Regions from separate parts of the Homo sapiens genome. Here region 2 is linked to region 1. A link is an interaction called in ENCODE POLR2A ChIA-PET data of the cell type or tissue named here. Cell type or tissue: PC-3. All regions are shown on one strand. Links, peaks and the distances in the headings refer to the core of each region. The heading gives the core; the rest is flanking DNA.

Region 1 (8,340 bases), core at 34-8,033:
TTAGAGTATAATAAAAAAAAAAAAAAAAAAAAAAAAGAAAAGGAGATTAGGACACAGACACAGCAGAGAAGAAAGACCGGGGAAGGACACAGGGGGAAGTTGGCCATCTACAAGCCAAGGAGAGAGGCCTGAAACAGATTCTTCCCCGCACAGCCCTCTGGAGGAATCACCCCACTGACACCTTGATCTTGGACTTCCACCCTCCAGAATTTTGAGACTGGAGAAATGAATTTCTGTGGTTTAAGCTACTCAGTCTGCGGTATGTTGTTGGGATATCGCTAACAAACCAATACAGAAACAAACAGTTTCCTAAGCTTTTCGTTTTCTTTCTTTTTTATTTTTTGAAACAGGGTCTCACTCTGATGCCAAGCTAGAGTGTAGTGGTGCAATCACAGCTCACTGCAGCCTTGACTTCCTGGGCTCAGGTGATCCTCCCATTTCAGCCTCCCAAGTAGCTGGGACTACAGGTGCACACCACTATACCCAGCTAATTTTTGTATTTTTTGTAGAGATGAGGTTTCACCAGGTTGCCCAGGCTGGTCTCAAACTCCTGGCCTCAAACAATCCTTCTATCTTAGCCTCCCAAAGTGCAGGGATTACAGGCGTGAGCCACTGCAGTCGGATAGAGACAAATCTTTTTCTAAGTTTTCTAATGTCCACTTCCCTGGGTTTCCTCCCTGCCATGTTTTGGCAAAAAATAGCCTTGAATCACCAGGGACAATGAGCTATATAGCACCTTAGGGCCTACACTGTCATCCAAGTCTCAACACTCGATTAGTAAAAGCAAAATAAGCTGGGCACGGTGGCTCATGCCTGTAATTCCAGCACTTTGGAAGGCCGACGCCGGCAGATCACTTGAGGTCAGGAGTTCAAGACCAGCCTGACTAACATGGTGAAACCCTATTTCTACTAAAAATACAAAAAATTAGCTGGACATGGTGGTGCACACCTGTAATCCCAGCTACTCAGGAGTCTGAAGCAGGAGAATCGCTTGAATCTGGAAGGTAGAGGTTGCAATGAGCCAAGATCGCACCATTGCACTCCACCTTGGGCAACGAGAGTGAAACTCCATCTCAAAAGAAAAAAAAAGCAAAATAAGAAAAAGCAACAGTGTGTGATACTACTTGAAAATTTCCCAAGTATATCCTGAGAGGTGAATGAGGATTAGTGAGTAACTTATGTTTTAAGAAATCATGAATACAATTTCTAGGTGGACAAAAATGTCAGACAATGTTGGTGTTAGTAATGATGAGGAGGAGATGAAGGGTTTGCTCATTTTCTTTTCTTTCCTTTTCTTTTCTTTTTTTTTGAGACGGAGTCTTGCTCTGTGGCCCAGGCTGGAGTGCAGTGGCGCCATCTCGGCTCACTGCAAGCTCCGCCTCCCAGGTTCACGCCATTCTCCTGCCTCAGCCTCCCGAGTAGCTGGGACTACAGGCACCTGCCACCATGCCTGGCTAATTTTTTGTATTTTTAGTAGAGATGGGGTTTCACCATGTTAGCCAGGATGGTCTCGATCTCCTGACCTCATGATCTGCCCGCCTCGGCCTCCCAAAGTGCTGGGATTACAGGCGTGAGCCACCGCGCCCGGCCGGGTTTGCTCATTTTCTAATATGAAGTAAGCACATAGAATTGCTTCAATTAGTTCAGCCCTTGCAGTGGGTAGATTTAATCCTTCTGTAGGTCATTTCCATCACTCCCATCTCTGGTTTCAATGGTAATAAGAATCAATTACTCAGACATCAAAAAGTCATAATATGTTAATCAAATGTGAGAACACCACACTATGGATTTTTTTTTTTTTTTTTTTTTTAGAGGGAATCTCACTCTGTTGCTCAGGCTGGAGTGCAGTGGTGTGATCTCTGCTCACTGCAACCTCCGCCTCCCGGGTTCAAGCAATTCTTCTGCCTCCGCCTCCCAAGTAGCTGGGACTACAGGCGCACACCACCACGCCTGGCTAATTTTTGTATTTTTAGTAGAGACAGGGTTTCACCATGTTGGCCAGGCTGGTCTCGAACTCCTGACCTCATGATCCACCTGCATTGGCCTCCCAAAGTGCTGGGATTACAGGTGTAAGCCACCATGCCTGGCTTACATTATGGCTATGTTTAAGGGCTATGAAATGGATATATCTTGGCTGGTGGGAGATCCGTGCCCTTGCTAAACAATGAATCCAAGGGATATTAATTTTGATTGTCATACGATCATCATTCCTCTGGTTTCGAAATCCAGTAATGGTGCAGAACAGTCATGACGAAGATCATGGTAATAAAAGAAGAGAAAGTTCAAAACGTACTTAATTGTTGGTATGGAGCTATCTCAAAGGAAAGAAACACATCTCGGCTGATAAACATTCACTCTACAAAGGACTCTTCCAGGGATGGCTTCAGAGATAGAATCCACTCAGAGAGAGATGTGTTTCCTTTCTTTCTCCCTGAAGTCCAGGTGGCTGCCTCAGCAAATAAAAAGTGTTGTCCTCAGGGATGGCAGGGTGGGGGTGGCTGGGGTGGATTTCTGTCCAGTACTATTTCATTCTTCCCTCAACAGATGGAGGGAGGCTCTTTCAGATACGTTATGGAATAAAAGGCTTTTGTGGGCAGCCCTGGGAAAGTAACCATCTCTGACATTTCTTGTGAGGAAAACTGTGTTTTGAGTTCTGAATGACTGACTTTTAAACACACTTTGGGAACACCACCCATGAGTGCGCACGGAGGCCTGTTTTTAATGGAAGTGTTTGTGGAAGATCTACCTTGGAATTCCAGGGGAAGCATTGTAAAACCTCCTGAACTGTGCTCAATTCCACAACATTTTTGGTAACTCAACAACCTTTAGTCAAGTAGAAATCAGTTAATTTAACAAGGTTGAAAAAAAAAAAAAAATCCCTGCATGGCCAGGTAATACGTTCATAATGTATTATTGGTCCTGAGAAACTAAAAACATATTATCCAGGTAGAATATGTCCTTTTGATATTTTTTTGCCTGAGTAAATATCCAACTACATTTAATTAAAATTTTAAAGTCACATATCAAGTAACAATGAAAAAAATAAAATTTCCTTTTTCTTTCAAATAATTCATACCATCTTTCTAATCACCTTTTTATTTTTCAAAGGGTTACATGAGTTTAACAGAAGGATTTTTCTACCGGAAAAGAACGAAGACGCAAGCCTTGGTTACCCCATTTCAGAGGAGATTTTAAAGAGGGATCTGGAAAACTGTTTTTTCCTTTTTTTCACTCATCATCATGTTACACAGTTTCTAAAGACCTGATCTCAACTTTCCTCTCAGCACAGGCTATAATTTTTTTTGCTAAGACGATCCTTTTCTGTCATTCTCTTGAATGTTTCTCTTCCTGGGTGACTGGGAGAATTCCTTCAAAAGGATTTCTGAGACTGGTGTTTCCCAAACAACAGAGAACATCGTACCCCTAGAAATGGAGGACCAAGTGGCTTTTGTGATAAGCAAGACCTCACCTGCACTTCGCAGACACTCCCAGCAGAGGAAAAATACCAAACAGAAAGGGAAAGTGGTCATGGAACAGATTCTGCTACCAAGAAATCAGGGAATAAATGGCCAGGGATGAGTTTCATAAGACCTGAATTATACAATTCAGAGAACAAAATTCATAAATTTATCTAGTTGTTTCCTGACAATTTCATTCGATCTGCCTAAGTTAGCTACCCCATAGTTCACCTAGAAATGTTTCCTAGTTCCCTTACCTATTGGTGCATAAAAGCTGCTTTCACATGTCTCCAGTTTCCAACCTACATATCAGCCAGTGATTTGCATAATCCTTAAACCCCCACCCCCATTCCTTTTTTCAGCCACCTAATGCAAACAAGATCTGGCTCAGGCTTCCCTAAACTAATCCACGGAACACCATTTAGAAGGGAGACTATTCCGTGTAAGTTGGCACGGCCGAATGAGATCTCTATTGTATAAGGGGCAGTCCCAGTAGAAAGACATTAATGAATATGCCAGTGGGGAGAGCCTCAGCTTCCCAGTTGCTTGCTGGACCCTAAAGCTGTAAGAACTCTGTGAAACTTGAATGTTTCTTTTTTTAACCAAGGTAAGGAATTTAATGCCACTGCCCTGTCTGAATCCTTACAGCTCATCAAGACCCAAGTCATAAACAACAACTTCAGGAAGAATGAAGCCTAGCCTGAGCCTCCCTCCAAATTCTCCTTTTCCCACTCACTGCTTCACACTTGAACTAACCAGTCTGTCCTCTAAACTCGAATATGCTTTTCTGGTAATATTTTATGACCCCTACCTTGCCCATAAAAATGTAAGTTCTTTAGAGGCTGAGACTGTGTTTAAGCATCTTTGCAAAACCCGCAGCTTGTTAGCACAAATAATAAATGCTTCTTGAATAAATACATATGTTTTTAAAAATAACTTGTTATTTTAAAACAGTTATTTAGTGCTGTTTTTCCCCAGTATCTCCAGGTTTCAGCTCACTCTTTGTATTCTCCCTCCAAAACCCCTCCCCTCTCACCTTTCAGATCTGCTGAGACCAGCGCTACTGAACAGACACGATGGAAATGTTCCTTATCTATGTGGGCCCATATGCTAGCCTCTGACCTCATGTAGTTATTGAGCGCTTGAAATGTGGATAGTGGAACTCATAACTGATTTTTAAATTTTATTTTATCTTCATGTATTTAAAACTTAACCTAGCCACAGGTAGCCACTAGGCTACTGTATTGAAGAGCACAGGACCTTGACTCTTCTGAGAAGTCTTGCTGAAGAACCACTCTAGACACCTCCCAGCCATCAGTATGAAGGTAGATTAGGAGCTTACCTTGTGCTTGACTTTATCATAATATTTATCACAACATACTTAGTTTTCTATTTATTTACCTGATTTTCTTATTGGACTGTAAGTTCTTGAGTCTTAAGTTATAGCTTATTTATCATTGTATCTCTGAGAACCAGGTGTAATACTGGTATTTTAAAAGTGCTCAATAAATATTTCGGGAGGAAAAGGATGAATGAATGAACTGATTGCTCAGTGGACGGCTAGAGACATTTTTTAATATATAAGAAATCTACAAAACAGACTTGTTGGAACAGTGAGCTGGGAACTAAGAGATGAATGGTGGTGATGTGACAAATTATCTTTGTCTAAGGAGCATACGCAGTTCTTTAGCTCATCTTTCCTCACAAGCTCAGGCCCTGCCTTCTGCTTCACTGGAACACAGGAACAACTCGCTTGTAGACTCTCTGGTCATTAAGCCATGACTTTGTCCAGACTTGCCCTTTAAGAAAATTCCCAGGAGATAAAGTTCACTGCAATGACGGAGTGAGATAAACATGCTTTTTGCTGTGATCCCATGTTCTCACATACCCCATACTGGTCTACCGAACAGCTGAACTCATTCATCAGATTTGAAAATAATCAGGTTTTTTACACTCTGTTATCATGGGTACGGTTGTTCCAGAGGGTGTGTTGGCAAAGAGCCTACTGAACCATGTCCTCGAGACCGAACCACATCCATCCAAGGGCCTGGGGAGTTCTTGCTCCTTTGCTAGCTTTATTCCAAGTACACTTGCAAAGCATAAGGGAAACTCTTATGCAAACCAAAAATGATCCTAGGTGTTTAGGAAAAAATAATGCCAAAAGTTGGCATGGCATGATTCATGTCATTTTAGGGTACCTAGATAATTAAGTCTCAGGGCTAGACGTATTCCAAATATTTGGATAATTCAAAGTAATTTGCACAGACATAGTAAAAATCTATTTTAGGTGGTGGAATTTAATATATATTTCTTGGTGAGAATTTAGTCTTCTGTGCAATTTTAGCCCTAATATTTTAACATTAACAGGTTTAATGTTATAAAGTGTTTTTGTACTTATAAGCTTGTGAACTAACAAACCATAAAACAATAACATGTGTTTACAATTTGAAAATATACTGCACTGAGCTCTGTTTTCTAAAATAAATTTTGAACTATTTGTAAAAAATCTTAAAAGTCATATTTACTTTTTCATATTTCAATTAATTAATTGGTGAATTCAATGTAACAGCTGTATAACTCCCATGAGTTTTTCTATCCAAGTCTCTACAAAGGACATGGTAACTAAGTCCATTAATCAAAGCTAGGAGTTGAATGCTAGAACTGATTTTTACCATATCTTTGCTGAATGATCTAAAGTAAGTTACTTAATCTCTCTTAGTCTCAGTTTTCTCCTTCCTGAGACTATGCACCTTGAACAAGTATGTTTTAAACCATATGAATTAAACCAGTAAAAGAAACAGAAGTATCCTTTGAAACAGGAGTTAAAAATATATATATATATATATATATATATATATATATATATATATATATATACGTATATATATACATATATACACACACACACACAGAGAGAGAGAGAGAGAGAGAAATTACTATGTGCTAAATGATTTCTCTGTTACCTCATTTAATCTTTAAAAATTATCCCCATTTTGTCAATGGGGAAATGAGGAACAGAGGGGGGAAGAAACCAGGAGGTGCAGCTAGATCTGAAGCTAGGCAGTCTGATTCCTTGTTTTTGTTTTCAATCAATGCCTCACCTTGCTTCTTAAAAAGAACAACAACAGCAAAAAATTTTATTCTTAATTCCAACTGAGAGCTGTGGTTTTCCTGAAAAGGTAGCCTACTGTCTATGTGAAAGGTATGAAAACATTTCCTAGTTCTTAAAATATGAGCTAGTGGTCATTATTAACATTATTGTTAATGATACAGAGACTTGGTATTTTCCAATTTAACATTCAAGATTTCAAATATTAAAAAATAACCCCCAAATTCCATGACCTATAGTGATTTGAGCTTCCACTGGGGTATAGATTTGAGCTGCATTTGCTCCACAGGTCTGGGTGGGAACAGGATGATCAGCCTGGCCCTCCATCTGGGGTCAGGATTACAGTGTGGTTGTGTTCCCCACTTGTTGCCCTGGGTTCAGGGAAATGATGTGCTCCATGCACGGTTCTAGGGATTCATTACATGGCCAGGAAAAACCCACAGAGGAACATCAGGGGCCTACTGTTAAAAAAAAAAAAAAAAAGAGAGAGAGAGAGAGCCTAAGTACATAGCTGACATGGATAATAAATATTTGCTGGCTAATTGTCACTGCTTCCATGCGTCCACACCTCCTGAAATCCAGTCACCACGTTGCTTTAAGGTAACCAAAGCAAAGACAGCATGGAAGGGTCAGCTAGTCCTCTAGGGTTACTAAGAATGTGAGATTTGAAACCAGAGCTGGGTTCAAATCCTTGTTGGCCACTTGCTGGCTAAATGATCCTGGGCACTGTCCCCTGTACGTCAGTTCATTTGTCTACAAAAATGAGGACACCCACCTCATAGGAGAGTGGGATAATTAAAGAAGATAATATATGTAAGTGCACAGAGTGCTTTGTGTGGGGTCCGGCGCAGTGGCTCACGCCTGTAATCCCAGCACTTTGGGAGGCTGAGGCAGGCGGATCACCTGAGGTCGGGAGTTCGAGACCAGCCTGAACAACATGGAGAAACCCCGTCTTTACTAAAAATACAAAATTAGCCGGGCGTGGTGGTGCATGCCTGTAATCCCAGCTACTCGGGAGGCTGAGGCAGGAGAAATGCTTGAACCTGGGAAGCGGAGGTTGCAGTGAGCCGAGATCACACCACTGTACTCCAGCCTGGGCAACAAGAGCAAAACTCTGTCTCAAAACAAAACAAAACAAACAAACAAAAAACCATATAGTGCTTTGTGTGTAGTTCCTTGCTGACTCCTTACCACATAGCAAGCACACGGGGCCAGGTGTTGGGGCTCATGCCTGTAATCCCAGAGCTTTGGGAGGCCCAGATGTGAGGATCGCTTGAGGCCAGGAGTTTGAGACTGGTCAACATCGCGAGACCCTGTCTCTGTAAAAAATTTAAAAATAGCTGGGCGTGGTGGCGTCTGCCTGTAGTCCCAGCTACTTGGGAAGCTGAGGTGGGAGAATCGCTTGAGCTCAAGAATTTGAGGCAGCAGTGAGCTATGATTCTACCACTGCACTCCAGCAGGGATAACAGAACAAAATTCCATTAAAAAAAAAAAGAGAGAGAGAGGAAGCACACAGTAATATGGCCCATGATTACCACTCAGTAAATGTTTAATACTATTATATAATGAATTATTCATATTAATTCATTTGATAAGTAGATATTTTCTAGCAACTATATGCCAGGTGTTCAGATCCCTCCCCCTCAGGGAGCCTAGACACTAGTAAGGAGGTTACAACCTGGTTAACAGAGGACTCACTCAACTTTAAAAGAATACTCCATTAATAACACTTACACTCCTTATATTTTCTGTTTAACTTTCTTGCTTGAGAAT
Region 2 (8,340 bases), core at 206-8,205, 170 kb after region 1:
TACAACTTTTGAATGTTAAGAAACATTATATTTCCTCAAGTATCAGTACTTTATGTTTCGTTCCACACATAAAACCCCGTGAGTGGAAGGCTGCCGGCCCCCTTGTCAGAGGTAATTTCTCAAGGCTCTGCATGGGATTTAACGGGAGCCATATGGTTAAGTCTGTCAACCCTCCCAGAAAGCATCCCCCAGAAGGGCCCTCGTAAATGTTCTCGGGGCTGTGAAAGATACAGCAACTTTCCAACAATAAAGCTATGTTCATAGCCGTGATATTCAGCAAAACACAAAGCAGGAAATAATGACTTCTGGTCTGCATTACTCAAAGGGGCTTCAAGTTGTCCTGGCTAAGGGCTGAGGACCAGTGACAAGCCGGGACCTGCTGCCCCGCTGTCTCCAGCAGGAAGGAGGCTGGCCTGAATATCCCCAGCATTAGCCTGTGGTAGATAGCGACAGTCTTACTCATGCTCACTTTGGTTTGAGGAGCTTTAGGAAGCTCTTAAAAATAGATTCATACGCATATGCATTGACAGGGCAAACACATTCTTAACCTGTAAGCTGCTTTGTCATTTAGGTCTTCTTTAAGCCATGACCTTCAGTGATGGCATCATTTACCCACTTCTCTACTGTTCTTTCCCCACCCCCAGCAACAATGACACAAAACCCTCAAATGTATTAACATTCCCATCTTGAGGGAACACTGGGCAGGAACGTGAACTCACACAGCAAAGCCACATGACTCGTAGCATTGCTTCTGCCACCAACAAATTTTGAGATGTAATCAGCTTTTCTTTTTATTATTATTTTTCTTTGTTTGCTTGTTTGTTTTCCTCAGCCATGTCCATTGAACTACATCTAATATTCTGCATGACACATAGCATCTGGGATTGCAAAGAGAAAAGGGATAAAGAGGCACAGAAAAGGTAAGAGGAGGTACAATTTATAAGTCTTGGCACCTTTTCATCTTTACATAAAACAAGATTTTCTTCTATGATATTTTATATAAATTTCTGGCTAAGTTTTATGTCTCTGTTGTCTAGCTACAGCCCCATGCAAATAGGGTTTATAACCAAATGCCTAAGTTACGCATCATGTGGAAATATATGTTCCAGGATTAAAATTGGTGTAAAATCAGGGAGGGTTTTTTTACGTAAATGTCTTCATATATGCATTCTGTTGAACATATTTCTGAGTTTCCTGATGCAGCTGGCCAATTCATTCTCTTAACCAGAATACTCCACATTTGTATATTCTAATGTTAGATATATTTGGCCAGTGCCCTACAAAGAAGTAAAAGGTAAGAAAAAAATATGTAGAATATTTTGGAAGCGTCTCCCATAACCCGTCAGAGCTCTGTACTGATATCCATTCTTGTAGAACTCCAAATTCCATATTATCTTCATTGCTCTCCTGAAGAATTACTGAGTGTAAATTATATACTATCACTTATCCATAAAGAAGAATCAACTTAGTTAAGAAAGCTGGGATCTATTAAGATTATAGCCATCTACTCAACGGATTATTGACTCCTACAAAAATGTCTTAGATGATAAGAAACAAAGAGACAGAGAGAGTGTGTTAACTTCCAGTAGTGCTACCTACCCTTCTGCCATTTTCCCAGGCTTTGCTGACTTGATCCTGAATTAATGAGCCTGTTACATGATAGCTAATAAAAATGACTGGAGGAGAGATACTGTTTGGATTCTGCCACATATTTGGTTCAAGGCTGGATCGATTTTATCTCTATTTAATACATGCTTGTTTTCTGTCTCACTTGTCTTCCCCACAGCCCATGGCTCACTCTTTTTTTCCATCTGGGAAACTTATCTCTGAAAACGCTACCATCAATCAGCCAAAGACACTCTTCCCGGCAGAGCGTCTGCCAGTTTGACTAAGCACAAGTAGTCACTAGTTTGGGGATGCCTCCCACACTCTCCATAGCTGTGTGTTTTTCTAGTCTGCCCAACCACACAAGAGCAATTTGAGATATTTATATTTACCTCTGGTTTCTATTGAGGTAATGGCACTACTTTCACAGAATTGAGCGCAGGGCATGGTATGGATTGCTGTGGTATGGAATGGAAGTTGCACGTGTTGTTTGTCTACTTCCTTTTAACATTACTTCTTTGGATTTTTGCATTTGCACTCATTTTGGTCTGGTTTGGCTCAGTGCCTGTTCAAAAAGCATGAAAATCAAATGCTTATGAGGATGCCTACCCTTTGTCCCCAAAGTCCTCCCTGATAACTGGCACTACTCCCATTTTCAAGTCCTTTATGTTGATAGCTCTCTCAATACATTCAAGCCTCCAAGCTTAAATTTTGTACTGTGAAAAGAGGGAGACAGAGAAGAGCGAAAACTTGGGGTTGCCTGCAGCAGCCAAGCACTGATAGAAGGGAAGGGAAGAGGGGGGAGCAGGAGCCAGGTGGCCCCTTCTCCCACAAAGTCTCAGCCATGAACACACCCGCTGGCCGCAGCACAAGAGCACTATGCGTGGGCACAGGTGGGTCCCAGCCTTTCTGGCTGGATGCAGCTTAAGCACTGAGCCTGAATGAAGACTTTCATTGCTGTTTGCTGTTTTTCTTGGCCAGTAGCCATGGCAAACATTTGCAGGTGGCTTGGCCAGATTTTGACACTTAAATATTTGAGGTTGTGATAAAAATCAGAATATTACTACAATATGGTTCTGTGCAGCCTCAAAAAAAATAAAGTAAAAAAAAAGCTATCTGCAATTTCAAATGCTCATTTAAAGACACAGTCTCCAGAGGGAACTCGTGTTTTCAAATAAGTACTCATTTCCTCTTTCCTGAGAGAAATAAAAGAGTCAACCGTCCCCAAATGTTACCACCTAGAGTTTCATACTGAATCCACTGGTGAGATGGGTTGGGTTATTTCTTGCTGAGTCTCCAGGATCATCCGGGCAAGGTTTTGGATGGAGAAAAATGGAAACGACAAGATGTGTGGGTTTGAATCAACATGGCAAACACACCAGGGAGGAATCTGAATAAAAGAAATAGCCTCCCTCGGGCTTGGCAATGAGACAGAGTCCTAAAAGTGACAATTATCTCCTAGAACACACCAGGAGCGACACACAACACCCCAGGCTGGAGAATAAATGGGAAGATGGAGTGTGTCCAAAAGGCGTCCATACCACAGAAACACCCGCCTCCATCCAGGCATGGTGACACAGCCTACAAATGTCACCCAAATGTACAGTCCTGGGCCAGCTGGGTAAATTATCAACAGAGTCAGCACTCATCTTAAACTTTATTGCTAGCCCTCAAAAGACTGTTTCATAAAGACCAGCTTTGTGCTAACAATGGCTGAATACTAAGGGCCTCCAAAAGGGTAGTTGGTGGGGGGTGGCAGGGAGAGGGAGGCAGGAGAACTCCAGGGGGGAAGGAATGCTGTAAAACTGCTAGTAAACTCTAGCACATTTTATGTTTTTTCCCCTTGAAAGAAAAATAAAATAATTATAATTAGCTGGCATAACTGTGAATTGTCTGCTGAAAGCCAAGCCACTTGAGAGAAGTCCCTGGAGATTTAGATGCTGTCTTTAATGAATCTACTCCACCCTCTTAGCACTCTATGGGTTCTTGATTTAGATAGCAGCAACATTTGCTCTCATGGTCATTTGAGAAGAAAAGAAATCTTTAGCAGAGACACTTACCAACCTAGCATTGACTCCTTTCAACAAAGCCGAGCATTCGAAGGGCCAGGTTAATGTTCTGTTTCTTGAATAGAAAACCAAACGCACCCACAGCAAACTCACAAAATGGTCATTACCCATTACCCATTACTCTCATTTCTTAAGGTGGGTCTTAACGTATCACAGCCATTCCTGGTAAGTTGAAAATGTGAGACAAGGTGCCCCTTCTGGAATATCCTAGGGAGGAATAAGCCAGTGTTCCCTGCAGGTCTGGAATTCTTATAACACCGAAAAACAAGAGGGAAAAGACCTACTGACAAATTGTGGAGCAGTTTCTAAGTTTTTAATTATCACTTCCAATATTTGACTGAAAATTCAAACAGAATGTTGATGCACATACCAAACACAGCAAGCGCCCCTTCTCATTTTAAACAGAATTCTGGAAGCATAGAGCAGCCAGTTCTCAGCGACCAGCAACAGAACTGTATCACAGCTCTTTGGCTTAAAGTTATTACCTTTTCTTCCTAAGAACCCATGTGCTCTTAAATCTTTTATTTCATCTTTACTCTCATGAGGCTGGAAAGAGCAGACACCATCCTCATTCTGGGGATAAGGAAGCTGGGCCAGAGATTCTGCGTTTCTGAGAAGCTCCCTGGAAATGCCCACGCTGCGGATCCTCAGACCACACTTGGCACATTGCGAGGGGCTAGAGCTAACACAGGATACCCAGAAGGGAAAGCTCTTTCCATCACATGACATGGAGTATCTGGTGTTCAATGACAGGATCTTTCTACCAATTTTTCCTCAATGCCTCAGTATTGACCATTTGCATAAATGAGAGAGAGGGGCCTGCTTTCTTTGCTTTGTCTACTCCAGAAATCAGCATGGACCAATGTAGAGGAAGGAGAGGGCTAATAAGGAGGCAGTAACAGGAAGGAGAGGGCTAGTAAGGAGGCAGTTACAAGAAGGAGAAGCAGGGAAGAATAAGCAGAGGGCGGGACGACTGTGGAAATATGGTGGTCCCCCTTATCCGTGGTTTTGCTTTCTACAGTTTCAGTTAATCGTGGTCCAAAAATATTAAAAGGAAAATTCCAGAAATAAACAATTCACAAGTTTTAAACTGCTCACCATTCTGAGTAGCATGATGAAACTTCATGCTGTCCCAAGCTATGCCCCCCAGGATGTGAATCATCCCTCCTGTCCACCGTGTCCACATTGTGGACACGCCCCACCCAGTAGTCACTTAATAGCTATCTCAGTTATCAGATGGAAAACACATATCACACACAGGGTTTGGTACTATCTGCACTTTCAGGTATCCATTGGGCAGCTTGGAATTTATCTCTCACGGACAGGGAGGGATTGCTGTACACAGAAGATGAGGTGATGAGTGTGGCAGCTCCCAGGAAGGGAAGGGCACACTCTGTTGGAGACAAGGCTGAGCTGGTAGAACTTCCCTCCACCATGTTTGTTCTGCGCACTATACTCTGGTCTCCATAACAACCATGGGTTTTCCCACAGTCATCTTAAAGTTCATAAATCTTGTCTGAAGAAATGATGACACAGAATGACTTGCTCCCCACCCTACCCCTACCACCCAAAGTCCAAGATCAAAACAGCTTCTACCAAGCAGAGACTCCTCCCTTCTCCCATCAAAAGCATCACTCTGAGCTCTAGGCAATATCATGACAGCCAGAAAAACCAACCAATCTGAGCACCAGAAACCAGGAGGAAGTCCAGGACATTTCCTGAGTTCCAGCCAGGACCCAGGGGCAGCCAAGGAGGGCTCCTTACCCGATCTGGCGGTTGGTGGAAGGTGCCTGAGTGATGACAGAGCTGGACTGAGGCGACGGCATGGCTTGCTGAATCACAACGTTGGTGTCATGGTTGGGCAGCCGAGCGCTGCTAAGCTGGTGAGTTCCGGGCCCCGTCATGGCCCCACCAACTGCATTATGCATCGAGATATTCTGCCCAGAGAAGACACAGGGGAAAGGTCAGGAGGAGTCAATGTTTTTATTCTACTCTCAAGCTCTCAAAGGCCAAAACTGGGAATCTAGTCATGTCAACTACATAGAGAGTTATGGCTTCCGGCAAGCCATAGGCCCATTCATCTTGTTATAACATACAGCTACGAGGAGATGAAAAATAACTACTCACCCTTAGAGTAAAGCATGTGAGAAAATGCCTTAAAGTTTCCTTACCACTCTGCTGCCATCCTGATGTGAGGTTTGCATCAGAGATATTTAGTGCCTGCCTTCTCTGACTTGAAGGATGAATATCAGATTTGAAAATGATTTTTGTGGTAAGTGCATAATACTGTGATTTAGTGAATAGTCACTCTGCATCCTGCTTTGCATGACAAGCACACTGGCTTTTTCCCTTTCATTTTTAGTCCTATAAGAGTGCCCAACCATATATATACATTTTTTAAGAAAACGACTACCTTTCCAAATCATAATCTCAGGACTGAGGACACAAGCTCAACAACCTGTGGAATGAGGATGCGTGATTGGAATACATGACAAGACATATGGGATCCAACGATCAGAATAAGAGTTGCCGCTTTCTGCTGTATTTTCATAAAATCCATCTCTCACAATGCATGGAGTAATGGAAACACAGAACAATAATCAAGCGTCTAGTTACTTGTTCCATGTCTTTTCCTCTGGAACATAGGATGTTTGTATTCACAACTCTATCCCGTGGTGCTTGGACCATAGTAGGCATTCCACAGATGTATATTAATAGCATGAATAAACCAGTGAAAGAACATGAGATGTCTGAGTCACTTATAGGACCTAATATCATGTATTTATTTCTGATGCCTTCAAATGAAGGCTTATATGTTTAAAATTCAAAAGTAAGTAAAATATGCGAGATAGGTCTTCATAGAAAAGAAAGTTACTCAGACACCCAGAGAAAATTCACACTGAGCAGAGAAGGCTGATCAACACATTGGGACCGAAAGGTGAGAAAGAAATTTAGAACCCAATAAAGAAAGAGAAAGCGGTGTAGTGCTTATGCCTGTAATGTCAGCACTTTGGGAGGCTGAGGCAGGAGGATCACTTGAGCCCAGGAGTTTGAGGCTGCAGTAAGCCAGGATTACACCTCTACACTCCACATTACAGACAGAGGGACAGAGTGAGACTCTGTCTCTAAAAAAGAAAAAAAAAAAGAAAAGAAAAGAAAGAGAAAGTGCTTGGCCAAACAAAGTAATAGGTAAGGGCAATAAGTAAGTCTTTATAAGTGGCAAGATACAGCTCTTCAGCCTAGAAGGGTGGGGAAATTTAAGAGGTCTATTGGACAATGGGTTGAAGATGGGAGGGAAAAAAATGGAGTGCCACTAGCAATTTACTAAAGAAAAAATATGTATCTGTCTGCGCTTTGGTGTTAGCAAAGAAAAAATAAATGTTACCCAAGAGAACTAGAAGTGGTCCTTTGAAGTTCTTTGGCAAAGAAAAGGATTTCCTGCACTACGTGTTAAACGATGGTGATAACATATACGGTATTTGGGGTGGCTGTGTCCATCACATTGCACCTTTCCCAGGTTTCTGATTTCTAAATCCTGACCACACAGTTTGTCAGGAGTCCAGATGGAAACTGGGCACCTGGCTTAGACTGTGAGCCTACTGTGTCGTTGTGGGACCCCAAAGGCAGGAACAGGCTTATATATACTCACAGTCCAAAGGCTTCTCTTATACACTGGAAAATTTTTCTGATGTGGGAAAACACTATGATTGGGTAAAGTAGGATGAAAGGAAATGGCAATGTGCATTGGTGGCAGTGCAGGAACACACTTTCGTTTTTTTATAGGATCTAGAGATTTAGAGAATTGGACTAAAAATGATTTGTGTTATTTCTTTTGAAACTGAACCTTGACAAACTTATTTCCCTGGGTCTTGAGGAGGTCAGAAACTATAGGTACCATTTAGTCCATTGTTTAAGTTCAAAGACACTTAACATTTTTCATCTTGTTCATAGTCACCTACTCTATCAATAATAGATCCAAGGCACAGAACCATTTTTGACTCTCCTTTTAGAATTATTGATGCTGTACAATTTAATTTTTAAGATCACAATCTTTAAATTCGCAAAGAAAAATATAAGACATATGACTCTCCTTGAATTATCCTGGATGCCTCTTTTCCATCACCCTCTTAGGCAGTTTCCAAGTCCTACAAATTTAACTAAGTGTCCCTCATCTCTTCCAATCTTTCCGTCCATCCTTCCACCAACCTATAACCAACTGCCATCATCTTCTATCCTTGTCTAGACAATGTTCTCCTTCATGCACTCTGGCTTCTTTTCCTCCTTTTTCCCATACTATAGCCACTGTGATCTCAAAATGCAAAAGTGATCACATTACACACAGCATTTGTGAGGTTCCCCTCCCACCCACTCCCCAGAACACACACCCTAAGCCATCGGTTTGGAAGACACTGTCAGCACTCCTTGTATGGCCTCTGAAGTCCGTGTGGGACCCTTCCTACCTCCCAGCTCAACTCACACCACCTCCACTCTTGCTCTATGTGATTCATTCCACATTCTAGATATTTCCTACCCTCGTACTAACCATGCTGCATTCCAGCATCGGGCCTTGTATGCTGCTTTCTAACGCCAATGCCCTTGCCCTGCCTCCACCTTCAGACCTCAGAATCAATCATCATGTAGGCAAACCTTTCCTGCCCACACTCAC

The links. Peaks named below come from ENCODE experiments on the same cell type or tissue, not always from the same donor. Only the 100,000 strongest peaks of a DNase experiment are listed, where the experiment ranks them.
Region 2: POLR2A ChIA-PET joins it to region 1 with 11 read pairs; 2 of 35 experiments call an interaction of 5 or more read pairs at or near these places.

Annotation. Positions count from the first base shown.
Region 1 is chr7:28,735,535-28,743,874 of GRCh38, reverse strand. All of the region lies in intron 7 of CREB5 (cAMP responsive element binding protein 5), which reads right to left. Among named protein-coding and RNA genes, the nearest start is that of TRIL, 220 kb to the left of the region's middle. In PC-3, for the core only: no CTCF peak of the experiment used is centred there; no DNase peak of the experiment used is centred there.
Region 2 is chr7:28,567,636-28,575,975 of GRCh38, reverse strand. It overlaps CREB5 (cAMP responsive element binding protein 5), which reads right to left. Exons shown (of 11, transcript NM_182898.4): 5 at 5,439-5,611. Among named protein-coding and RNA genes, the nearest start is that of CREB5, 160 kb to the right of the region's middle. RefSeq lists silencers at 1,867-1,916, 2,491-2,785. In PC-3, for the core only: no CTCF peak of the experiment used is centred there; DNase peaks (open chromatin) are centred at 2,595 and 4,915; H3K27ac peaks cover 1,698 bases.